Linked DNA regions of Homo sapiens: region 1 is linked to region 2. A link is a loop called in an ENCODE intact Hi-C map of the cell type or tissue named here. Cell type or tissue: mammary epithelial cell. All regions are shown on one strand.

Region 1 (8,000 bases), 100 kb after region 2:
GTCCAGGCTGAATATGTGTTCTGGCCCTTCAGCCACAGCATGAGAACTTGGACACTAACTCCCGGTCCTCTGGTGTCAGGGGACAGACACTGGAGATTTCTATTAGCTTCACCAGGGGCGCCAGGAGCCTCAGGAAGGAAAGGTCAACAACCCAGCCTGGAGCAGTGTTTGCTTTGGAAATGCTGGGCCTTGCAGTTAGACTGATGGTACCCAGGAGGGGTATGTGTGTGTGAAAGCGCAGAGCTAGGGGACCCAGAGGTCCCTGAGGAGGCCCTGGGACTCCTGACTCCCTCCCCGTCCCTACCCTAGACCACCCCCTTTACTTTCTCCTCTGTGGCAAAGTAAAAAGAGAAGTGGCATCTGAGAGTCAGGATATTGGGTTTGGGATTCAATTCTGCCCTGACCAGCTCCTTAACCTTAACTTTGGGGCAAGTTATTAAACCTCTGAGGCTTGGTTTCCAAGTATAGCAGATGGACCCATCTCTGAGGTCCCAGCTCTGACATTCTGTGAGCAGTGGGAGTGAGGTGTTGTCTGTGGCTCGTGGATGGACCATCGTGAATACTTGGATGTTCCCTTCTTCCCTGGTTGTTTATCCCGGTGTTTTCCTCTTCCTGCCTTTGTGTGCCTTTCTCCCTCTCCTCTGCCTGTACTCTAGATCCGCCAGTGGCTTCTGCAGGAGTGACTTTCCCAACACGAGTCCTCGAGGCTAGAGGAACTTTAGGACTTCTTAAGACAGCAGCTGCAGCAACTCTGTCCCTCCTTTGCTCCATGTCGCCCCCTCTGGGGATCTGCCCACTGTGTCCTGGATGAGCCATCCACTCTGACCATCTGATCCCCTGAGATTGTCCCACAATGCAGCCATTCTCTGTGGACACTGCCAGGCACGCAGAGGTCCAATGTCTGGCTCTCCCGGACTCCTTGCTGCTGGCTCACTGCCCGATCAGTCCCTGGGAAACGCCTGCCTTTGGCTCTGCCAGCACTGGTGGGAACCTGCAAGAAATTTGAGCCCTGAACGTCTGCCTTGTCCTGTTGTCCTGTGCTCCAGGGAAGACAGGCGCGATGATGGACTCCCCGTTCCTGGAGCTGTGGCAGTCCAAGGCAGTGTCCATCAGGGAGCAGCTGGGACTCGGGGACCGGCCCAACGACTCCTATTGCTACAACTCGGCCAAAAACAGCACCGTGCTCCAGGGGGTCACCTTTGGTGGCATCCCCACTGTCCTGCTCATAGACGTCAGCTGCTTCCTGGTGAGAGCCCTCATGAGTCGTGTCCCACTGCCTCAGTTATTTGTTTAAATGCCCCACCCAGGGCCTTCTGGGAAACTTAGATGAGAAGTCAGACATAGCTGGGTTTAAATCTCAACTCTGCTGCTTACCAGCTCTGTGACTTAGGCGTGTTACTTAGCTTCTGTGCACCTCCCCTTTCTGCTCCGGAAATGGAGATCATAATTCCTATCTCAGAGAATTTTGGAATTTGGATAAGGCCAGAATACTCATATAGCTATGCCTGTGATTACTACCGTGATTGCAGAGCTCTCAGCCTGTCGTATCTTTAAGGCCCTTGGGAAGGGTCATCTCAAGGGGTTGAGACATGTGACTGGAGAGTACGGACTAGAATAGAGCAGCTGCAGTTCCCAAGTGTCACCTCCTGTTCCCCTCTGGCATCCCTGGGGTTTTTAAAGAATCAGAAGCTGGGCCAGGTACGGTGGCTCATGCCTGTAATCTCAGCACTTTGGGAGGCTGAGGCGAGTAGATTGCCTGAGGTCAGGAGTTCGAGACCAGCCTGGCTAACATGGTGAAACCCTGTCTCTACTAAAAATACAAAAAATTAGCCGGGTGTGGTGGTCGGCGCCTGTAATCCCGGCTACTCTGGAGGCCGAGGCAGGAGAATTGCTTGAACCTGGGAGGCAGAGTTGCAATGAGCCGAGATCACGCCACTGCACTCCAGCCTGTGCAACAAGAGCGAGACGCTGTCTCAAAAAAAACCAAAAAAACAAAAAAAAGAATTAGAAGCTGATTCTTAGAGCGTACCTTCAGCAGGTGGCCTTTCTTTAACGTAGATCTCCTTGTTCACAAAGATGCCCCATGGCATTGTTCTTCCTTATGCAGACTCAACGTTGGCTGGCTGAGATTTATTGGGGTTAAAGTGCCCCTTCTTTTCACAAATGCCATGGGCTGGCCAGTGCCTCTTGATACTGTCTCCTAACATGTGGCAGAGACCATCTGAGTGAAGGGGGCAGATGGCTCTGATGGAGTAAACATCCTTGGACTGCTTGGAGCTGGAGACTAGGCTCGGGTGGGGAACATGGGGAGGGTGGCTTAGGGTAGCAAGGAGGAGTGGGCAGGGGTGTGGGGGTGGATTTCAGAATTGGTGGGATTAGAGGAGGGTGGCCTTGGGTCTTCAGGGTGGGGAGAGTTTGGCCAAGGTGAGGAGTACAGAGAGGGGGACCTGGGCAGGGACCCTAGCTGGGCTGGGTGGGTATTGTTGCAACAGTGTTGGCTGAGAAGAGAGTCACCCTCTATTGTGCTGCTGAAGGTGAATTTTTTTTTTTTTTTTTTTTTTTTTTTTTTTTTTTTTTGAGACAAGGTCTCACTGTCACCCAGGCTGAAGTACAGTGGCATAATCACAATTCACTGCGACTTCCTCCTCCTGGGCTCAAGCAATCCTCCCACCTCAGCCTCCTGCATAGCTGGGACTACAAGCACATGCCACCGTGTCTGGGTTATTTTTGTATTTTTGGTAGAGATGGGATTTCACACCATGTTGCCTAGGCTGGTCTCAAACTCCTGAGCTCAAGCGATTCACCAGCCTTGGCCTCCCAAAGTGCTGGGATTACAGGAGTGAGCCATGGTGCCCGGCCAGGGGTGGATTTTTATTGCAGTAAGTTTTGGGGGTGGGGGAGGGGGGACACATAAGAGCCAGAGGGCCCTGGAGAGCATGGGTTTGTGGGAAGTGTCTGCACTGCACAGGCCAGGGCGGCAGCCGCTGTGGACAGAGAGGGCAGGCACCTGCTGAGCAGGTTTCGTGGTTTTCCTACAACATGACTCACCTGCCTTTGAAAATATGTCACCAACTTCCTGATTCACCTGAAGAAAATTCCACGAGAACTCAGTGCCTCTGGGGTTCAGGTCTTCTGGATTTCCTTTAGGAAAACAAAGCCTACCTTCAAAACCCCCGTTTCTGATCAGAGCAGGCAGGGATGTGCTTACTAAGATGTATTTCTCTACCTCCCTGAACCTCAAAGAGAGGGACCCTGTCTAGGGAGGGAAGAGAGGCAGGAACATGGCATGGAGCCTGCCAAGGTGGACTGTGGGGAGTGAGGACAGTCTAGAGTGTACAGATGTCTAGAGCTAAGCGGCTTAGTCCAGCCCTGAGGTTGCCATTGGACACAAGCTTGCTGAGGTGTCCCAGCTTACGGAGGCCAAGCCAGCCCGAGCACAGGTTCTCGTGGTGCCTTGCTGCCTGCATGCATGCTCTCTGCTGGGGGATTGCAGGGCCTGCGGGGCCTGCCTTCAGGGGAATCAAACTCAGAGGAAAAAACTGACCGTTTCTGGCTCAGCCTGAGGAGGCTCTGCTACCTTGGTTCTGTAATTTAAAATGAAATTTTCTGGCCAGCATGGTGGCTCACGCCTGTAATCCCAGCACTTTGGGAGGCTGAGGCAGGTGGATCACCTGAGGTCAGGAGTTCGAGACCAGCCTGACCAATATGGTGAAACCCTGTCTCTACTAAAATACAAAAATTAGCTGGGTGTGGTGGCGGGCACCTGTAGTCCCAGCTACTCTGGAGGCTGAGGCACAAGAATTGCTTGAACCCGGGAGGGGAAGTTGCAGTGAGCCGAAAGAAAAAAATTTTCTGTAAAGTGAAGAAGGATGCTGGTTCCTGGGGCTGCTCTGGGGCCAGACCTTACCCTCCTGCTCGGGGCCACTGAAGGCAGAGCAGGGCCCGAGACTGGGCCTTGTGGTGTTACCGCTGCCTTGAGAGCAAGAGACAGGGCTGACGTGCAGAACTAGGCAGGCTCCAGGCAAGCTTGGCGTCAGCGCTGGCAGCCTTGGTGGCGTGGGCACAGGTGACAGGAGCCTGGTGAAGGGGGTGAGCAAAGCATCCGGGCTACTGAGCTGCATGGCCTTGGGCACTTCAGTGCCCTCTCTGGGCCTGGGTGTTTTCCTTCTAGCCCTGCTGAGTGCGGGCAGGTGGGCTTTACCCCTGAGACCGCTGTGTCTTCTAATGAGAAGCCATCCAATATGCTTTTACTTGGTTTCTTTTCTGTTTTTAGTTCTTAATCTTGGTGTTTTCTATTATAAGAAGAAGATTCTGGGACTATGGCCGCATTGCCCTGGTGTCAGAAGCAGACAGGTAAAGACATATCGCCTAGGCTGTGAGCATGCGTGTGCGTACGTGTGAGTGTGTATATGTGCGTGAGTGTGTATATGTGCGTGTGTGCATATATGTGTGTATAGTGTGTGTGTGTGTGTCCCTGGAATGGGCTAGGGGCTTATGAAGCCCTCCATGTGGGCAGGACCCACACATGACACTGCTATGAGATTGTGTTCATTAAGTGTATCTACCTGGCCTGTACCAATAGCTGTTCTCTTTGCTCTTCACCACAGACCCATGAGGTCAGCCTCGCTACCCTCATTGTGCTCACAAAACAAAAAACAAAAACAAAAACCCAGGCTCAGATGCTCAGCTCCCTCAGGGCTTCTGTTGGGCCAAGGCTATGAACCTTGTTGGCTTCAGACTGGTTGCTTTAGATACTGAGGGCTTTCGTCATCCTCTGAAGAGGATGCCCATTTTCTTTCTCACCTTGAGTATTTTTAAGTGATCATCTTTGAAATTAATTAGCTTGGGGCCAGGGCTGAGTGAGGATCAAGGGCAGCAGAGCCATCAGGGAACTGCCCCACCCTCCTGCCAGGTCAGCGCCGGGTTTGGATGAGTCTGTTACAAAGCACAGGCTCCCTCGGCCAGGCTTCAGGTCCTTCCAGTTCTGCGTGGGGCTCCAGGATTCTCTGTTCATGTCGCCTGAAGGGTGACAGTGAATTCTGGATCTGCACAACCTGACGTTCCAGCTCCAGCTGGCTGTTTGCACCCAGGATCTTGTGTCAGATGTGGTAATAGGAAGTGAGTGATGAAAACTCAGGGACTGGCCCCAGCTGCCACCCAGAGCCCCAGAGGGGCTCTGGCAGACCCTCCACTCTCGGGCGCCTCCTGACATGTGGCCTGTGCGGCAGGGTCCTTTGAACTGGGAAGAGGAGGTGTACCTGAAAATGCACCATCTTTCCCCGTGATCCCTGCTCTGGGATTTGCTAAAGCCTGAGGTGATGATGACCTTGGACTGTTGGAGAGAAACTTTTGGGACATCTGATGCCTTTACGGCACATTCAGCTGGAAGTGGGGCCATGTACTCTGGTTGAAAAGACCACCTGGGGATCAGAGGGCCCTGCTGTATCCCTGGCTGTGCGACCTTGGTCAAGGCCCCAAACTTAATAGGGTCGGTCTCCTTCTGTCCTCTCTTCCCCATGAGGTCACGGTGAAGGTCAAAAGGGACAGTGTCTCTGCAAAGGCTTTTAAAGTTAAGTTTCGTCATGTGTTTTGTCTTTAGTAGGGGGGCAGTAGAACCAGGAATAGGAGACTAGAGAAAAGGAGTCACAGCCAGGCATGTTGGCTCACACCTATAATCCCAGCACTTTGGGAGGCCGAGGCGGGGGTGGATCATGAGGTCAGGAGTTCAAGACCAGCCTGGCCAAGATGATGAAACCCCATCTCTATTAAAAATACAAAAATTAGCCAGGCATGGTGGCGGGTGCCTGTAAGCCCAGCTACTCGGGAGACTGAGGCAGAGAATTGCTTGAACCCGGGTGGCAGAGCTTGCAGTGAGCCAAGATCACCCCACTGCACTTCCAGCTTGGGTGACAGAGCCAGACTCTGTCTCAAAAAAAAAAAAAAAAAAAAAAGAAGAAAAGCAGTCACATATACGTATTGCAAACACCTCAGATTTATAGCGCATGGGGTGTTTTTATGGGGGTACTCGCAAGAAAGGATCTGATTAAAATGCCACAATATAAAGTGCCATCATTTGTCCACTCTAAAACATATGTTTTGACATTTTCTCATCTCTGAAATTGGAAGGCATCTTGTTATTGATGGGTGGTCATAGTTTATTTGGCAGCATTTTTTCTTTAGTGTTTCATAAAATAATTGTGCAAATTACAACCAGTGGTATCTTAGATTTGATAAAATGTAGTATTTATTCCAAGTTTTATTTGATAATATAGGGAAATATGCTATAAATAGGCAACACTTTGAAGTCAGTTTAGCTAGACGAGTCACAGTGGTGTGGTTTCTGGGTGTTGACCCCTTGCTATTCATCCCGTATAACATAGAGTTTTATACCATGCCTGGGAATGGTCATTGTCCTTGTCTCTATCTTTCACAGAGTGAGTTATATTTTGTCCCAGCCATCGAGGGCTGGTAGCTTTGGTTCTGAGCTCCAAGAGGCAGCAAAATACTGGATGTGATCTTTTTGACTTGTTTGGCTTTTTTTTTTTTCTAAGAATTATCTGTCATTTTTTTTCTTTTTGTGTCTCTAGCGAGTCCAGATTTCAGAGATTGTCATCGACTTCCTCCTCAGGTCAACAAGACTTTGAAAATGAGCTGGTTGGTATCTAAGGCCCAGTTGTGGTCATGGCCAGGGGGTGGGGACTGGCAGTCATGGTTTTGGGGAGGGAGCAGGGCGGATCTTGAGCGGCAAGTGCTGGAGAAAGTGCTTTTCTGCATCGACGAAGGCACCTGAACTTGGGAAATACCACAGGAGGGATGGCAGCTGGATGACCCGGGACCTTGAGACTGGATGAATTTGCAGGCAGGAAGGGGTACGGAATCCCTTGGGCTTCCCCAGCACTTCTCTCTCTTACACCTATGGCTTTGTATGACAGTTAATTATGGACTTGCTGGCTGGATTATGAGCCAGATGTGGGCAGGAGCCCTGCCCTCTCCAGCCCTGTTTCCCAGCGCCTGATGCATAGTAGGTGTTTAGTCATTGTTGAATGAATTATTGAACAAATATTTGTCTTTCCTAGCTGGATAACAGCCCAGCTTTAGGGGTATTAAGTTTAAGAGATGTGAAGGACAATAAAACCTGCAGACACCCTTTCCCCCTAACACCCACTCCAGCGGACCGTCCAATCCATTAGGCTTGTTTCCTCTCTTTTGCCTCACCTCTTGGTCAGTGATTGTAAACAATCAAACAGCAGCCCACATCACTTTGCCCAGAGCTGCCCTGAGCTTTCATCAGCTTTTGATCTAAGTTTTGTGATTTGACCACGAAGTTGTCAGGAGATTTTAGCAAGAGTTCCAGGCATGTGGTGTATATTGTGAAGTACTGGGCTCATGCTTGCTGAATATGGGATAAAAGCACTGTTTTTTATACAACAGGAGGTTAAATGGTTATTTAATGTCAAAGACAATGGTTACATCTGCCTCTCAAAGACACAAATGTTGGAAGCTAATCCCTGTTCTCTCCGTTTCCAGGGATGCTGTCCCTGGCTGACTGCCATCTTCCGTCTGCAGTGAGTACACCCGGGGGCAGCTGCTGGGGGGCCTTTGGGCTGGTTTTTTTGGGTGTTTGGCCAGTCAAGAGGCAAGAGCCAAGATGCTTGATCTTAAGATGGTGTCTCTTAGATACTTTTTAGTTAATGTCCAAAGCAGTATGTGAGGGCTGAGAATCAAGGTGACCAGGCAGCCCCTGGGGTCAGGGGCAGAGGAAGGAGGCCTGTAGGATTGGAGCCTCCATGCTGGAGGGCACACAGTGCCTGCTGGAGCCTGGGGCTTCCCAAATTGAGCTGGATCCCAAGAGTTCTTGAAGATAGAGATGAACTTTATTTATTTCAACATATTCAGTGGAAATCATATGTTCATCTCTCATAATACTGCACAAACTAATTAAAGCTATTTTTTTGCTTTAATTATTCAACTTAATATTTAACACCAATTAGATGTCAATG
Region 2 (8,000 bases):
CTGTTAGTGATTTTCAAGGTGAAAAGTACCCCCCCCCGAGAAAGTCTAGGAACACCAGGTGTTAATTCTAGGCTGGTTCTGATCAAAATCTTAAAAATGTTGACTTAAACTTTATGGCCTTATTTGTGTGCCTGAACTAGAATACAGGAAAAGATATTATGGACTCCAGGTGGCCCTGTGCCACCCACACTGTTGCTGCAAGTCACCTGCCTATTGGCCTGTTTCTGGGAGGGATCTCTGATTCAGTCAGTGCCAGTCTCATCTCTGGTATGTTTGGTACTACTTTTTCTTTGCATTCACCTTCATGAGATTTCCTTTGAGAAAAACTAAATTAATGATGCTCTATAAAGTAAGCCTACACTCAAACCATTCATAGGTCATTGATTCAGGATGGCCCCCACATAATACTGCTGAGCTGAAGGAAAGAATGTGCATGGTCATACTTCGGTTTTCCCTGGAATACAGGCCATGTGGTGTGGTGGGCCTTAGGGCAAGGGTTTTAGGGTTACTGATCTGGGTCTAAAATCCTGATTTTCCTCCTTTCTAATAGTGTTTCCTCAGACAAGCTCCATAGCCTTTCTGAGCATCAGTTTTCTGCTCCTGCTATTAAATGGGGTCATATCTACTTTTAGGGATGTTAGGGTTAAATAAAGTAGTATGTAAGGTTCCTAGCACAGTGCTTAGCAAATTTGTAGTTGCTCAGTAAATGGAAGCTATTGGAATACTCTACAGCACCATTGTCCAATAGAAATGTAACATGAGCCAGATAATGTAATTTTACATTTTCTTTCAGTCATTAAAAAGTACAAAGAATTAGCCAGGTGTGGTTGTGCGTGCCTATAGTTCCAGCTACTTGGGAGGCTGAGGTGGGAGGATTGCTTGAGTCCAGGAGTTGGAGGCTGCAGTGAAATTTTTTTTTTTTTTTTTTTGAGATGGAATCTCACTCTGCTGCCCAGGCTGGAGTGCAGTGGCATGATCTTGGCTCACTGCAACCTCCGCCTCTCGAGTTCAAGTGATTCTCCTGCCTCAGCCTCCTGAGTAACTGGACTTACAGGCACGTGCCACAACGCCCAGCTAATTTTTGTATTTTTTTTGTAGAGATAGAGTTTCACCATGTTGGCCAGGCTGGTATTGAACTCCTGACCTCAGGTGATCTGCATGCCTCAGCCTCCCAGAGTGCTGGGATTATAGGCATGAGCCACCACGCCCGGCCAATGATACAGTGAACTTTGAAGGCGTCACTGCAACTCCAGCCTGGGCGACAGAGTGAGACCTCATCTCAAAAAAAAAAAAAAAAAAAAAAAAAAAAAATTACAAAGAAGCAGGTGAAATTAATTTTAGCAATATATTTTATTTAACCCAAAAATATTCAAAATATTTCAATAATAGAAAATTATTGAGATAGTTTACATTTTTGTGCTAAGTCTGAAATCTGGTGTGTATTTTATACTTACAGCACTTTTCAATTCACAGTGGCTACATTCCAGGTGCTTAATAGCCCCGTGTGACTTTGAGCTCCTGTATTAGGCAGTGCCCCTCTAGAACACATCTTAAGGCAAGGCAGTGAGCACAGCAGAACTGTCCACCTTAATCCAAACACACGTGTACAGAGCTGAATCAAAGCCACATGAGGCTGGGAGGACTTGGGGCTTTTAGCACGCTCTGCCCTTCCCTCAGCCACCCTTGTGATAAGTGGAATATATGTAAAATAAAAGCGTTATGACCAGTCAGATGTCTTTCCTGTGGGGACTCCTTACATGCCAGGCTGGCAGAGGTGCAGAAACAAGTGCGAGAGCTGTGGTCTGTGAGTCCTAACCTTGGCCTTGCTGGTGTGGGGCTGGGTGACCTCATCTGGCAAACTGCGGTATCTGTTTAATTTTATGAATTGAGCTGTGAGGCATAGCTGAAATTTGCATGGGGGTGACAAACATACTTTAAAGCATCTTGCAAAAAAGTAGTAAGAATTAGGAGTTGTAGACAAATGCTCAATGAAAACAGGAGTGTGATACTGGGTATTGCACCATACCGTAGTGCTGGATCCCTCAGTTTACTAAGTAGATCTTTTGGTCCAATTACGGGGTAGTGTAGGAATGGCGATTAGCCTGGTATGTCCCATCTCTCCTTGTTGAAGTTCTGCTTTTTTTTTTTTTGAGATGAGGTCTCGCTATGTAACTCATGCTGGAGTGTAGTGGCACAATCACAGTTCACTGCAGCCTCCACCGCTCGGGCTGGGACCACAGGCATGTGCCACCTTGCCCGGCTAATCTTTTAAAAATTACTTGCAGAGACAAGGTCTCACTGTGTTGCCAGGCTGGTACTTAACTTCGAAGACGGCTCACAGGCTGCCTCTTCCAACTGCGAGCCTCAGTGAGGAAACAGTGGGCTTGTTGTGGAGTTTATTCTGCAGCCCTCCAGCCTGCAAACATTAATTGTGCATGTCTGATTAGTAAAACATTTGGGGGTGCACCCCACATGATGTCACTCATCTGTCAGAGCCCTCCATCGGCCTTGGAGTACAAGCCCACGCACTTGCAGTGGCCAGCAATCCCCTCTCAGGCTGCACGCCTCTCCCCTCTCTGACCTCATCTACTCCTCCTCACTCCACCACAGCCCCCGGGGCCTCCTTGCTGTTTCCTGAACCAACCAAACACACTGTGCTCCCCTGGCGTGGCACAGACTGTCCCTCCTTCCAGAACAGTCTTTTTCCAGACGTCCCCAGGGAAGACTCTCTCACCTTTCACTCGGTTTAAAATGGCAACCCCCACCCCCATCACTTTCTTTCCTGACTGGTTGGTTGTTTTGTTTTTTTGAGACAGCCTCGCTGTGTCGCCCAGGCTGGAGTGCAGTGGTGCCGTCTCAGCTCACTGCAATCTGTGCCTCCGGAGTTCAAGCAATTCTGCCTCAGCCTCCCAAGTAATTGAGACTACAGGTGTGCGCTACCACGCCCAGCTATTGATTGATTGATTGTATTTTTAGTAGAGACGGGGTTTTGCTGTGTTGGCCAGGCTGGTCTCAAACTCCTGACCTCAGGTGATCTGCCCATCTCGGCCTCCCACCGCGCCTGGCCGACAGTTTTATTTTTTTGAGATGGAGCCTTGCTCTGTCGCCCAGGCTGGAGTGCAGTGGCGCGATCTCGGCTCACTGCAAGCTCCGCCTCCTGGCTTCAAGCAATTCTCCTGCCTGAGCCTCCTGAGTAGCTAAGACTACAGGTGCGTGCCACCACGCCTGGCTAATTTTTGTATTTTTAGTAGAGACATGGTTTCACTGTGTTGGTCAGGCTGGTCTTGAACTCCTGACCTCGTGATCCGCCCGCCTCGGCGTCCCAAAGTCCTGGGATTACAAGCGTGAGCCACCGTGCCAGGTCCTGACAGGTTTTGTTTTGTTTTGTTTTGTTTTAATAGTACTTATTACCCCTTATCATATTTTTTTTTTTTAGTTAAATGTCCCTCTCCCCTCAGAAAATAAGCTCTGCCAGGGCAGAGAGTTGATCTGTTTTATTAGTGCCGGATACCTAAAATGTGCTCCATGAATATCTATTGAATGAATCCAGTGTACTAACATATTTATAAAACAACAAACAGAATTCCAAATAAATTCATCATCTCTCAACAGACCACATGACATGTCCACTGGGGTGTATGTACCTGCTTTGAAACATTTGCTTGTAGAAATGTGTGTCTTTTAGCCCGGGCGCGGTGGCTCACGCCTGTAATCCCAGCACTTTGGGAGGCTGAAGAGGGTGGATCACGAAGTCAAGAGATTGAGACCAGCCTGGCCAACATGGTGAAACCCCGTCTCTTCTAAAAATACAAAAAAATTAGCCAGGCGTGGTGGCAGGCGCCTGTAGTCCCAGCTACTCGGGAGGCTGAGGCAGGAGAATCACTTGAACCTGGGAGGCAGAGGTTGCAGTGAGCCGAGAACGCGCCACTGCACTCCAGCCTGGTGACAGAGAGAGACTCCTCCTCAAAAAAAAAAAAAAGAAAGAAATGGGTGTCTTTGAAGGTGGTTGAGGAAAATGACTGGGACTTACTGTTTTACCAAAATCTGAGAGCAACTGAAGTGAGTGCATGAGTGGCAATTCTGTAGAAAGGGATTCTGTTGAGTCGCTCAACACCAGCCAACCATTAAAAAGGTTACCTATTTCTGAGGAAGAGTCTTCCTGTAACCACTAGAGGGCGCTGTGCACTAACAAATGCCAGCCAAAGCCGTCAGGGAGAGACTGCTGGGGAAGGTGGGGAGGAGGTGGCGCGGCAGTGTTGCCTGGCAGTGGGGTAGCAGGTAGCAGGATGGCCAAATCCTGTGAGACCCACCTTTCCCCGTCCCTACACTCCCCTACACACCATAAGTGGCAGACTGATGATTAGGTGCAGCTGGCCTGGGGTGGACTAGGCCCTGTTCTTTTTTTATTTATTTTTTCTTTTTTTTGAGGCGGAATCTTGCTCTGTCGCCCAGGCTGGATTGCAGTGGCAGGATCTCGGCTCACTGCAAGTTCCGCCTCCGGGGTTCACGCCATTCTCCTGCCTCAGCTTCCCGTGTAGCTGGGACCACAGGCGCCCGCCGCCACCACGCCCGGCTAATTTTTTGTATTTTTAGTAGAGACGGGGTTTCACCGTGTTAGCCAGGATGGTCTCCATTTCCTGACCTCGTGATCCGCCTGCCTCGGCCTCCCAAAGTCCTGGGATTACGGACGTGAGCCACCGCGCCCGGCGCCCTGTTCTTTCTGATTCCTTAATTCTCAGATTTAGCTTCAGTTTTCACTGTACAGGTGGTGAATAAATCATTTAGTCTTGCTGAATATCCCATAACATTATTACTTCTGTCCTCAACAAACAACGTTATCTTTAATCATTTGCTGTTGTTTTCCGCTAGAGGAATTTCAGTGTCTGTGTATACAACCATGTCTTTATTTTTGTGTTATCAAAAATAAATCTGGGGCCGGGTGCGGTGGCTCATGCCTGTAATCCCAGCACTTTAGGAGGCCGGGGTGAGCGGATCGCCTGAGGTCAGGAGTTTGAGACCAGCCCGGCCGACACGGCGAAACTCCATCTCTACTAAAAATACAAAAATTAGCCAGGCATGCTGGTGGGTGCCTGTAATCCCAGCTACTCAGGAGGCTGAGGCATGAGAATTGCTTGAACCCAGGAGGCAGAGGTTGTGGTGAACCGAGATCACACCACTGCACTCCAGCCTGGACAACAGAGCCAGACTCCATCTCAAAAATAAAATAAAATAAAAATAAAATAAATAAATAAATCTGGGGGTATATATAGCTGTGTTGTGTATAGCTCTGACATATTTATTTGTGACTGGCCCCTGCATTTCTCCTTGGTGGGAAATGTACGTGTTGACATTAGGATTCAACTCAGTTATTACACCCAACCTGAGCTGCTCTTAGACCAGGCAGGCAAAAGAGGCCTCTGCCCAGAGTCTGCATCTAGAAAAGACAGAAACACAAGGCTAGGGGAAGAGGAGGACAAAATCCCAGCCCACACCCTGGAAATTCAGAGAAAAAGTGGCTGCTTTTGATCTAGGTTCATCTCCCCAGGTCATCCTTAGTTGGTGTTCAGGCAGACGGGGTCCAGGAGGTGCCCTTCCTCCCCAGCTCCATTCACGTGGGTGTAGTTAGTGGGGCTGCTAGAACTGCCTGGAAGTCCTGAGTGGGCACAGCAAGGTGTGGGGAGGGGACTCGTCCGCCCAGCTTCCGAGGAGTTGACAGATCCTTCAGGCCAGGCCCGGTACTGTGGCAGCGCTATTTCACGGGCTGTGTTTCTGTGGTTGCTCAGGACGATGAGGCTGTAAGGTGGGCCTCCCCGGCTCCAGGCTCCAGTTTTGTCTTCATGTGAAGAGCCTCAGGGCACATACTGACCAACATGACCAAAGTGAGCATCAAGCCTTACACTCAGAAAGTATATTTATTTGAATAAAATATCACTGTTAGACACTTTGGGAGGCTGAGGCAGGAGGATCTTTTGAGTCTGGAAGTTCGAGACCAGTCTGGGCAACGTAGTGAGACCTCATCTCTATTAAAAATATGGATAGATAAATAGATAGATAATTACTGTTATATTTTTGTATATTGGAGTTCTATGTAAGATTCTATTTACAAAAGCATTCACTGATAAAATTGAAAGTTTGCAGGCATTAATTTTTATATCACTATACAGAAATATGGATTTTGGAAAAATGGATAGCTCTTAACTGAGTAAAGTGGGAAAAAAGATGAAAAATGATTCTGAGATATAAGAATGAAATATTGCACCTGTTGTCATGTTAGAAGAGGAAGGACATAAAATTTTTGTAGAGATTGCAAAATCATTAATGCAAAAACAAAGATTATGCCTAGGAAAAAATGACAAGAAGGAAAATACAGGTTAATGTTTCCCAAAATTTTCCTTGGGGATATAAAGGTGGATTGTTTTCCCTTCTTCCCAATCTTTTATGTTATTCTAAGCTTTCTATGTTCACATTTTTTTTTTTTGAGACGGAGTCTCGCTCTGTCACCCAGGCTGGAGTGCAGTGGTGTGATCTCAGTCTCAGCTCACTGCAACCTCTGCTTCCTAGGTTCAAGCAATTCTTCTGCCTTAGCCTCCCAAGTAGCTGGAATTACAAGCATGCACCACCAGGCTCAGCTAATTTTTGTATTTTTAGTAGAGATGGGGTTTCACCATGTTGGCCAGGCTGGTCTCGAACTCCTGACCTCAGGTGATCCACCTGCCTCGGCCTCCCAAAGTGCTGGGATTACAGGTGTGAGCCACTGCACCTGGCCCAGATATACTTTTATAATAGTAAAAAAAAAAAAAAAGTTAGGGCTTTTTTGTTAGAATATGTATATCATGATGATTTAGTTCAATTTTATTCAACAAGTGCCTGCTGAGCACCTGCTCTGTGCTCTGCTCTGTACCAGCCCGGGATGCCTCCCTCACCGAGAGAACTCAAATCTAGCAAGAGCAGGTGGCTATGATGTGATTACAGTTGTTGTATACACACAGCGTACAGTAATGAAGTGCAGTCATCCGGGGAGTGGATGGAGGTGTGGCATTCCATCTGGTGGAGTGAGGCGAGGTCACTGGGGAGGTGAATTGAGCCCTGGGTTTTAAAAGCTATCTCCCAACCCAGGCAAAACATGGAGACCAAATGAGAAGGCTCTTAAGAGGAAATAGCATTTCCATGCCACAGAGCGATAAATAAATCCTCTCCTACTGAGAGGCAGTGCCCAGGGCTGGCTTAGGTGGGGAAGTTTCGCTGCTGCCTTCCCCTCATAATCTCCCTCAGACCCTCCCAAGCCTCCTCCAACACACAGTCTGAATAAAACACTGCTCAAATGCCTTATCTCATTTGCTTCACACTACAACCCTTCAACGTAGATACTGTTATCATCCCCATTTTACAGGTGAGGAAACCGAGGCTGACAAATATTAAATAAGCAGCCCAAGGGCACGCAGCACAGAGAGGGCAGAGCCGGGGCAAGGCCGAGGACTTCCAACTCTGAGTCCACGAGCTTCCGTTCCGCCTGTGGCCTCCTCGCCGCTGACCCTGCTCTGGTCCAAGCTGGCGTCAGTGGGGCTCCCCTTCTGAAGGGTGGTCCTAAAGTCCTACCGAGACCAGCTTCTCCAGACAATGCCTGTAGTGCACCATGCTCTCAGCCGGTCAGGCCCAGCCCTATCCCCAGAGAAGGAACCAGAAAGAGCCCTGTCCTCAGGACCTCTGTTTCCCCCTCTGCCTCTGTTGGCCCCAGGGGGGTTCTGGATGGGACTCCTTTCCTGAGCCTCCTCCCACCCCTTGGGAAATGAGAGCTTCTCCCCACTGTGGACTGGTAGCTTTGTGTTCAGCCCACCTGCTATCAGAGTCCACCTTGTGCCCACCCCGGGGCACAGCAGCATGGGCTGACCACTGGGACCTAGCTACAGAGAGCAGAGGCTCACAGCCCATTCAGTCTCTCCAAGCCTCAGCTCCCTTATTTGTAATCTATGGGACACAGGTCCTGCCTCATACGGTAGTTT

What was found. Peaks named below come from ENCODE experiments on the same cell type or tissue, not always from the same donor. Only the 100,000 strongest peaks of a DNase experiment are listed, where the experiment ranks them.
Region 1: it touches region 2 in a loop (4-fold over the local background); 24 of 110 quality-filtered maps call a loop at or near these places.

Annotation. Positions count from the first base shown.
Region 1 is chr1:225,870,641-225,878,640 of GRCh38, reverse strand. It overlaps TMEM63A (transmembrane protein 63A), which reads left to right. Exons shown (of 25, transcript NM_014698.3): 3 at 1,047-1,246; 4 at 4,274-4,353; 5 at 6,588-6,654; 6 at 7,528-7,565. The coding sequence starts at 1,061. Among named protein-coding and RNA genes, the nearest start is that of TMEM63A, 7.7 kb to the left of the region's middle. In mammary epithelial cell, a CTCF peak has its summit at 774; a DNase peak (open chromatin) is centred at 3,030.
Region 2 is chr1:225,972,335-225,980,334 of GRCh38, reverse strand. No RefSeq gene overlaps it. Among named protein-coding and RNA genes, the nearest start is that of SDE2, 23 kb to the left of the region's middle. In mammary epithelial cell, a CTCF peak has its summit at 4,177 (motif pointing right); a DNase peak (open chromatin) is centred at 4,174.